Linked DNA regions of Homo sapiens: region 1 is linked to region 2. A link is an interaction called in ENCODE POLR2A ChIA-PET data of the cell type or tissue named here. Cell type or tissue: GM12878. All regions are shown on one strand. Region 1 overlaps SH3KBP1 (SH3 domain containing kinase binding protein 1). Region 2 overlaps SH3KBP1 (SH3 domain containing kinase binding protein 1).

Region 1 (5,000 bases), 98 kb after region 2:
AAGTTTAAATATCCAGTAATGATCACGGTGATATCTCAGATGGTTTAGATTTTGATCTGGTAGAAAGCTAAGGGTTAAAACACATGATCTTAAAGTCCCTTTCCAAGCTAAGATTCGATAATCTTGCCATTAAGAAAATAAGATTCCATTATGCATAATCACCACGATCAACTCAGTCAGGCGATTAAAACTCACTGAGGTCACAGCTCTCCCTGAGTCACAAGACCGCCCCCCTCCACCACATTTTCTGCACTACAACAGTTACAAAGCCTGAAGAAACCACCAAATGATGTGGGTTCTTATTGGTAACACACTTGTACTTAATTACTCCAGACCCTACTTGGAATAACATTTCTCACAACAGAATCTAACAGGTTCCAGTTGTTAGTTTTAGAAATTGTTTTTCTGAAAGAAAACTGTATGTTTAAAGTTTCAAGAATAATTTGAGCTGGAATTGGTTGGTTTTGAGGGCCCCGTGGATGGGGAACAATTGGATAGTCACACATCTTGATTATTTACCACTGATAGAAAAGACAGTCAAACTCCTAGAAAGCATAGCCTGCTGAACACTGCAAAACAACGTGTGCTTACAAATTAATAATAACGAAATATTTTCCCTAATTGCCTTAATTTCAGAATTTGTAGGAAAAAACAACACAAGCCCATAAATCCAGGCAAAGGTTGTTCTTTTGAGTTGAAAGGGCCAACTTTTGAAGAGAATTATTTAAAATGCAGACAGAAATAAGTTAAATACCATGATTCCACCTGAATGGACACTTGGGGAAGGCATAATACAGCAGACAATAATGGTGAGGAGCACAGTCCTGTCAGGACAATTCAGACACCCAGATAATGCTGCCCGCTTGAGCTCAGGTTGCAGAGCTGGTTGGCCTAGATTCTAATGCTCTCTTTGCTCCTCACTAGTTTGTGTGACTGTGAGTATGGCTTTTAACACTGATATGCCTCAGTTACCTGTCATAGAGTGGTAGAAGAATTTGATGAGATAAAAAAGCATGGAAAGGGGCTGGGCACGGTGGTTCATGCCTGTAGTCCCGGCACTTTGGGAGGCTGAGGCAGGTGGATTGCTTGAGACCAGGAATTTGAGACCAGACTGGCCAAGATGGCAAAACCCTATCTCTACTAAAAATACAAATATCAGCCAGGCGTGGTGGTGCACGCCTGTAATCCCAGCTACTCCAGAGGCTGAGGCACGAGAGCTGTTTGAACCTGGGAGGTGGAGGTTGCAATGAGCCCAGATTGCACCACTGCATTCCAGCCTGGGTGACAGAGTGAGACTCAATCTCAAAAAACAAACAAACAAAAAAACATGGAAAGGGCTTGGCCTCCTTCCTACCTGGCATACAGTAAGGGCTCAACAAATTTTAGTCACTGTACACAGACAGACATGGGTAGATTATACATACAATGCCAGGCAGCCAGTAAGCCTTGAATAGAATGCAGCCATTATTACTCCATAAAGTAACACAGCCATCAGGGCCAAAAAGCTAACTGTAGGTTCATTTAGCACATTCTAACAGTTGCTGGATGAATTCAGCCAGAAACTTCTCAAGTGGCATTTTAATCCAGAACATCTTTACAGAATATCTTTGTAGAACAATGTTTAAAGCACAGAATTCCCAAAGGCAGGTCATAGGAGCTAAAACTATCATCCTCTAGAAGTTACATTTGTGACAATATTCCATTCAGTCCATCTCATTTGAGTTTATATCCTCTGGTGCCTAACACACAGCAGATGCCCACATGCCCAAGGACACCAGGACTAAATGTTGTGAGCAAGATGAGGCTCTGCACATTATAATACATACCTGGACAGGGCACGGTGGCTCCTGCCTATAACCCTGGCATTTTGGGAGGCCAAAGCGAAAGGATCACTTGAGCCCAGGAGGGCAACCAGCGTGGGCAACATAGTGATACCCCCATCTCTACAAAAAATTTAAAAAAAAAAAACAGGTTAGGTGGTTACATGTGTATAGTCCCAGTTACTCGGGAGGCTGAGGTGGTAGAATCACCTGAGCCTGGGAGGTTGAGGCTGCAGTGAGCCATGATCATACCACTACACTCCAGCCTAGGCTATGGAAGGAGACACTGTCTCTAAATAACATAACATAACATAACATAACATAACATAACATAACATAACATAACATAACATAACATAACACACCCAGAAAAATTACTGCTACCTTGTGAAGAGAGACAAACATCTTGAAAACAATCATCCATATAATTCACAAAATTAATGGCCCTTGAGTTTAAAGTTTAAAGAAAAGTGAAATATGATTAAAGAGGTCCATGTCAGGGTCTTTGAATGTAGAACAGTAACCTGAAAATCTCTACTTTATGACACTTGTTGAAGTAGATTTGTGATCCCTTCATAAATCAAGAAGAACAAAGTAACTGTGAGCTTTATCTTGGAGTGGTACAATTAGGCAAAATACTGGCCTTTCGCCTCATGGATCAAAAAAGAACAGCCACATTCACCAACCACTTTAAACAAATATCAAAATGGGCTCTAAATGTGCCAAAGAGAGATCTAAAACACCTAGCAAATGAAAGCTGAGGCCACGGCAAGTGAGCTGAGAATGGTTATGCTCAGCACACATAGGACATGCAAGCTGCAAGTGTACACACTTCACCCATCAACAATTGGGCAGGCAGAGGGGAAAATGTACTTTTGCCGAACACATACAAAAACAGGCAGAGAAAACAGCTTACTTCCTCACAGACAGAGTCAGATAAATTTAAAGATCAACAAGCATATTCTTTTAACCCCTATCATAGCTTCCTGCCTTCCACATGTCTATCTGTGAGCTACAAAATGTTGAGGGCCTGTGTCCTGTTGAACTTTATCAAATGTCCCCTAACAGACAAATGTCCCCTAAAAGAGCAGGCAGACACATGCACATCAGCCCGAGCTATAGTTTCAAGGCTTTTTTTCTTTTAAAATTCATTTGAAAATGAATAGCTGTGGGTCCCTTCCAGGAGAACTCAGAAGAAAAGGCTGCTTATACATGCTTTGCTTGACTAAAGAACAATGTTGTCTGGATCTGAGGGTAAGGTTTTAAAAGGAAGATACTGGTAGTTAAATCCAACATGGGAAAATTAACCCCTGTGAAAGAGTCCACATCTACCTGAAATAGGTGACTGGCTTTCTGTTTTAGGTAGCAGTCTGAGGTCCCAGAAGTGCAGTCTTTTTTTTTTTTTTTTTTTTTTTTTTCATTAAATGACTTTAAGATATCATCCTAGTTTTTCCTATTATTGTACCCCATATTATGGTCTGTCATGGTCTGTTAAACAAAAAAACAAACAAACAAACAAACAAACAAACAAACAAAAAACCCAAAACTTAGAAACTAGGCAAAAAAGATGATCATGTGACCTTTTAATGTCATGCTATTGCATTTTTAATAAACACTCCCCCCCATCCCCCGCCAGGAGGGTCACCTGACTCTGAAAATGTAACTTGATTTAACTAACACTACTAGGATATTTTACAATCCTATAAAAGTCAGAAGATAATGTAGAAAAATGATAAGGTATGCTGTTTTCTCTTTTTTCTTTTCTGGTAGAGATGATAACCCCAAAGGTAAAGATTTTATTGTTCTCTAAGACATGAACCAGTTTTGAACCTAACTTAGCAATCTTATTTGAACATTCCTTTTTCCACTGAGGTTTTTTTTTTTTCCACTGAGTTCCTCATATCCTCACTGAGCTTGTTTTGTTATTCTGCTAGTTCCCTCATTAAATAAGTTCAACGAAACTTTGACACATGTTCTTTGTATGTTTTTAACAATATAATAGGCCTGGCATAGTGGCTCATACTTGTAATCCCAACACTTGGGCAGGCCAAGGCGGGAGGATCACTTGAGCCCAGGAGTTCAAGACCAGCTGAACAACATAGCAAGACCCGCCCAGGCACGGTGGCCCACGCCTGTAATCCCAGCACTTTGGGAGGCTGAGGCGGGCGGATCACTTGAGCGCAGGAGTTGGAGACCAGCCTGGGCAATATGGTGAAACCCCGTCTATACAAAAAATACAAAATAATTACCCAGGTGAGGTGGCATATACCTGTGGTCCTAGCTACTTGGGAGGCTGTGGCAAGAGGATCACTTGAGCCCAGGAGTTTGAAGCTACAGTGAGCTATGATCCCACCCCTGCACTCCAGCCTGGGTGGCAGAGCAAGACTGTCTAAAAAAAATAAAAAAATAAATTAAAAATCAGTCTTTGTCAGTTCCTGGGGCCCAATAATCAAATCATCACTGGGAGATTGGGTTCTGTGCATCAGGACGCCTCACCAGTTATATTCATAGGTGGCTACATTATGACAAGATTCAGGCTGATTAGCTAAATTGACTAGTGTGGCGCAAATGAGGCTTCAGGCACAGGTATGGCACCTCCTCCCCTCACCCAATGGAAGCCACAACTTTACACAGAGAAAAATCTACAGGTTGAAAGTCAGTGACAGCAGCAATTCCACTCTTACATGTGTGCATATGCAAGAGCAATTAGTGCTAATGTCCATAAGACAACATACAAGAATGTTCAGAGCCTCTATCAATAAAATCCTCAAACTGGAAACAACCCAAATATCCATCAACAAAATATTAAACAAATTATGGGATATTCATCATAATGGGATACTACACAGCAAGAACAAAGTACCGATGTACGCAAAAACATTTTGTTGTGCACCAGTCATATATAAAAGAACATATATTGTATGACTCCATTTATACAAAATTCTAGTACAGGCAAAACTAATGTATGATGATCAATTTCCTAGGGGGAGAGGAATCATTGGGAAAAGGCTTGGTGGAACTGTCTGTTCTTTTTTTTTTTTTCTTTAATGAAAGCAAATTTATTAAGAAAGTAAAGGGGCTGGGCGCAGTGGCTCATGCCTGTAATCCCAGCAATTTGGGAGGCCGAGGCAGGCGGATCACAAGGTCAAGAGATTGAGATCGTCCTGGCCAACATGTGAA
Region 2 (5,000 bases):
GGTTGCAAATATTTTATCTTATTCTTCCATCCTGGTGAGTTAAGTGTTCTCTCTCTTTTCTCCACATTCATCAGAGCCCAAAGGGTAAACAGAAGTTTCTAGAAACATTGCTTTTTAGAGTTAGGAACACTAATTTTAAAGGACAGAGAAAGGTTATTAATTTTTTACTTATTGTACTATGTTTATCTTTAACTAACAAATAAAAATGAAAAGAAAACAGGAGAAGGAATGCTCTCTTGACCCAGAATTCTCTTACCCAAGTCATCCATCACGCTTCTCAAGAAACACACACAATGCAACTGAGACAAGGTAACATACATGACAGATCAACTGTAATTGCTAATTGATAGAATTTCTTAGCTGGTAGTGGGTAGAAGGGTGTTGGGTATTTGTCATGTTATTCTTGATCCTTTTTTATTGTGGTAAAGCATTCATAACATAAAATTTACCATCTTAACCATTTTAAGTGTACAGTTCAGTGGCATTAAGTACACTCACATTGTTGTGCAACTATCGCCAACATCCATCTCCAGAAGTCTTTTCATTTTGCAAAACTGAAATTATATACCTATGAAACAATAACTGCCCATTATCCCTCCCTCAGCCCCTGCAAACCACCATCCTACTTTCTGTCTCTATACATTTGACTACTCTAGGTACCTCACATAAGTGGAATCATATAGTATTTGTCTGTTTGTGTCTGGTTTATTTCACTTAGCATAATGTCCTCAAAGTTCATCCATGTTACAGCATGTGTCATAATTTCTTTCCTTTTTAAGGCTGGATAATATTTGTTTATCAATTCATCCTCAATGAACACTTGGGTTGCTTCCACCTTTTGCCTATTGCGAATAATGCTGCTCTGAATGTGGGTGTGCAAATATTTGTTCAAGTCCCTTGTTGATCCCTTTCTATGTGTCTCTGTTAAAACCTCATTTTGAAATATTAAACATGCTTTAAAAAATATCACTTAGGCCGGGCGTGGTGGCTCATGCCTGTAATCCCAGCATTTTGGGAGGCCGAGGCAGGCAGATCACAAGGTCAAGAGATTGAGACTATCTTGGCCAACATGGTGAAACCCAGTATCTACTAAAAATACAAAAACGTGCTGGGCGCGGTGGAACGTGACTGTAAGTCCCAGCTACTCAGGAGGCTGAAGCAGGAGAATCACTTGAACCCGGTTGCAGTGAGCCGAGATCACACCACTGCACTCCAGCCTGGAAACAGAGCGAGACACCATCTCAAATAAAAAAGTATCACTTAGCTAGCAATCTTTAGCTATCATCTAACAGGTTGAGGAGAAGGAACTGGCAGCTAGAATTTGTGATTCTATCCCACACCCACTGAAATAAATATGGAGATGATATGCAAAAGCCTTTGGAAGAGGCAGTTCAGGTTGAATATCCCTCATCAGAAAAGCTTGGGACCAGAAGTGTCTTGGATTTCAGATTTTTTTTTCATGTTTTGGAATATTTGCATTATACTTGCCAGTTGAGTATCTGTAATCTGATATCCAAAATGCTCCAATGAGCATTTTCTTTAAACGTCACGTCAGCACATAAAAAGTTTCAGATTTTGGAGCATTTCAGATTTTGGATTTTCACATTTGGGATGCTAAACCTGTATTCTGAAGCATGCTGAGCTGAAGGCAAAGTGAATACACATCTCACCACCTGCCCAACCTTGTGCAATCAAGCTGAGTAAAGACTGGCAGAAACCCATGCTGCCATGCAGTAGGTGAGAATGGGTGGTTTACCAAAGACAGAAACATTATTTTAACTTCATTACTCAACAAAATCACCATGGGGCATTCTCAGCAAAGAATTCTTTGAAGCTCTCCAGAGGCTTCTGACTGGTCATGTGGGAACTTGATTTGTTCAACAAATGTTTGTCAGCTGTAGGAGCTAGAATGGGCTGATGGTACACAGACTGGACCCCAATATTTCTTCCTGGGAACGTTGGGGAGGGTTTGCAAAGAGAGAAGTGGGATGCTTAAGCTTTTCAACATTTCCAAAAGCTTAATAACCAAATGAGGGCTCACAGGTTAAAATGCTTTGAGGACTCTATATAAACAGTACCATGACCCTGAACTGGAGAACTAGTTATGTTCTGATGAAGATAGGAACAAAAGCTTTTAGAAACCATGCCCAGCTGAAGACATACTAGAAACTTCTCAACCTTTCAACTTGCAGATGAAGAAATCGATGCTTAAAAAGGTGAAATAACCTTCCCAACATTGATAATGGCTGATAGAGCTGAGAATTATTCAGATGAAGATAATTCCAGTGAGGGTGTCTGAATCATCCTGGGCAGAAGTCATGGGGAGATAAAGGCACAGAAATGCTTTTCCAGCCTCAAGGAGATAACAGTCTGATTCCAAGCCACTGAAAACAGGCAGGATATTTGTAAACTGTTACTAAGTCTTGCTGGTTACCCCCAGGCCCACTTGCCTCTGGCCACAGAATCTTAGGGTTGAAGGGGAGGCCGTCCAGGCCTGTGTGGTTTCGTTTTCTTTGTTTCAGTACAAAGCTGACACTCATCAGCTCTAATAAATGATCACTTTCCATTTTCCACTTCAACTTGGGCTTTTGGCAGAATGAGTTCATACATCAATGTGAATGGATCGATACAGTTCATAATTTATGAACATGTGGAAGGAGAGAGACTGATCCTACAAAATCCCCAGCTGATGCTTACCTCTCTTCCTTCTTGCTGCCTAGGTTTGGTCATTTTTAAATTTATGATCACCTCCACCTGAGAGGATCAGCAGGAAGTGAGAAAAGTGAAATCACATCCTATATAAGCCTTTCTAATAAAAAGGTTTAGAGTTAAACTGCAAAAGCATTTCTGTGGGTCATTCCTGGATTTCAATGGTCCATTTTATTCCCATCAACTCTGTGAAAAGGTAACTAAGAGCTAATGACACACACTTAAATATACCCACACCCTAAGGGCCCACTCCAGAATGGGATGGTCCTTAGAAAGTATGGAAGAGAAGGATGGAGAGAGAGTCAGAGGAAGAAAGGAACAGAGGAAAGAAGGAAGAAGGGAGAGAAGGAGGGAGGAAAGGAGTCTCTTCAACATTAATGTGAATTGCACATGAGTTCTGTGCAAGAAGGGCAAGAGCTACAGGGCCAAAGCTTAGGAGGGAACATGTAAAGTTTTTAAAGTATATGTATACGTATGAAATAGAAACAGGATTTTCATTTCTAGTGTATGCTGGTTTTCCCATCCCTAACCACACAGTGCCAGACCCATCAGTAACTGAGCGATTTTTTTTTTCCTTTTTGTACATAGTTTCAACTGCCTTACCTTTTATCTCAATGATGTAGTCAAAAGTAAATTACAAAGGAAGCTAATTTCTTCAAAAAGAAATAAACTACTTCTAGTGATATTATCAAAGAGCTGCTTTAAAGCTTTTTTTTAAAAAAGGTCAAATATAAAACAACTGGTATCATTTTTTCCCTAAACAATATTTAAAAAAAATAACTATTAAGCACTTTGAGCAGCCAAGTTGGGAGAATCACTAGAGGCTAGGAGTTTAAGACCAGCCTGGGCAACATAGCAGAACTCTATTTCCATAAAAGAAATAACTATTAAGCAGCACGCTGTGTTCATTTGTTTGCTTTAATCTCTCAAATAATGTGGGCTAGCAAAGGGGTAAAATAATTAAAGGGAAAACTCAGTGGCAAACTATCTGGGAATTTTTATTTTCCTTTGTAAGGAATGACAATACCAAAGAATCCATCCAAGTGGGCCCTAGGGAGAAAAGAAGGGGGCAGAGAGGAAAAAGAAGCAAGAAGAGACTAAGGGTGGGAGGGGAGAAAAGAGCTTCTCAGGCCACCCCCACAGGGATTGTCACCTCCCTGCTCTAGTGTTACAGAATCTTCAACAAGCAAGCTGCAGGTGGTTAGAGAGATAAATTTTACCTAAATTGAAATCTTAGAACAATACTAATCATTAATCATTCATAATACTAGGTTCCTGACAGGCAAAACTGATGCATAATCACATAGTCCAAAATTAACTTTCCCTCCCTGGTCCTGATGAAAGTGATGAGGAATCAAATATCAGAGAAGGAAAAGCCCAGAAATGAAGGAAAAGCTAGGTCTGGCCCATGTACTCCAACAAAAAGGGAAGAGTACACATCTATATAGAAAATAAACTGAACTCTATACACTTTCATTTATTTTATTTTATTTTATTTATTTGTTTATTTTTTTGGTGAGACGGAGATTTACTCTGGTTGCCCAGGCTGGAGTGCAATGGCGCAATCTCAGCTCACTGCACCCTCCGCCTCCCAGGTTCAAGCGATTCTCCTGCCTCAGCCTCCCGAGTAGCTGGGATTACAGGCATGTGTCACCACGCCCGGCTAATTTTGTATTTCTAGTAGAGACGGGGTTTCACCATGTTGCCCAGGCTGATCTCGAACTCCTGACCTCAGGTAATCCGCCCGCCTCGGCCTCCCAAAGTGCTGGGATTACAGGCGTGAGCCACTGCGCCCGGCCTACACTTTCATTTATAAAACCTTGGGCAAAAGGGTAAAATCAAATATAGATTAAAATGTTCACATGAAATTGAAACCTTCCCTTGTCTTGTATACATTCTCGCACTCGCCATCGCATGTTACACAAGTGAATGTGAAAATTTTAGGACCCTTCTCTTTGAGCACAGTGTTACCCTTCTAACTTAGCTCCACCTTCAATCTCATTACTCAAGATCTAGTTGCAATTTCCTCCTCTGAAACTATTTCACCTTCTCTCTCTCTAGTAAACTGCCTGTGGTCAGGCCAAGACCTAGGTTTAGTACTTATTCTAGGATCCACTCTTAAAACAGATGTTTAATAAGTCTCCTCTCTCCCTCGGTACTCAGAAACCAAAGACAATTTCTCTGAATCACAGAATTTCAACAGCTTCCCCTTAACCATGTAACTTAATAAGTTAGTTCTCCCTCTGGTAGTTTGCCTTGAAGTAACTTGTTTTTCAAAAGGATTAGGGTAT

The links. Peaks named below come from ENCODE experiments on the same cell type or tissue, not always from the same donor. Only the 100,000 strongest peaks of a DNase experiment are listed, where the experiment ranks them.
Region 1: POLR2A ChIA-PET joins it to region 2 with 5 read pairs; 2 of 35 experiments call an interaction of 5 or more read pairs at or near these places.

What each region holds. Positions count from the first base shown.
Region 1 is chrX:19,824,570-19,829,569 of GRCh38, forward strand. All of the region lies in intron 2 of SH3KBP1 (SH3 domain containing kinase binding protein 1), which reads right to left. Among named protein-coding and RNA genes, the nearest start is that of SH3KBP1, 61 kb to the right of the region's middle. In GM12878, no CTCF peak of the experiment used is centred here; no DNase peak of the experiment used is centred here.
Region 2 is chrX:19,726,731-19,731,730 of GRCh38, forward strand. The region is part of intron 3 of SH3KBP1 (SH3 domain containing kinase binding protein 1); the gene reads right to left. Among named protein-coding and RNA genes, the nearest start is that of SH3KBP1, 160 kb to the right of the region's middle. RefSeq lists an enhancer at 2,491-2,590. In GM12878, no CTCF peak of the experiment used is centred here; no DNase peak of the experiment used is centred here; H3K27ac peaks cover 2,504 bases.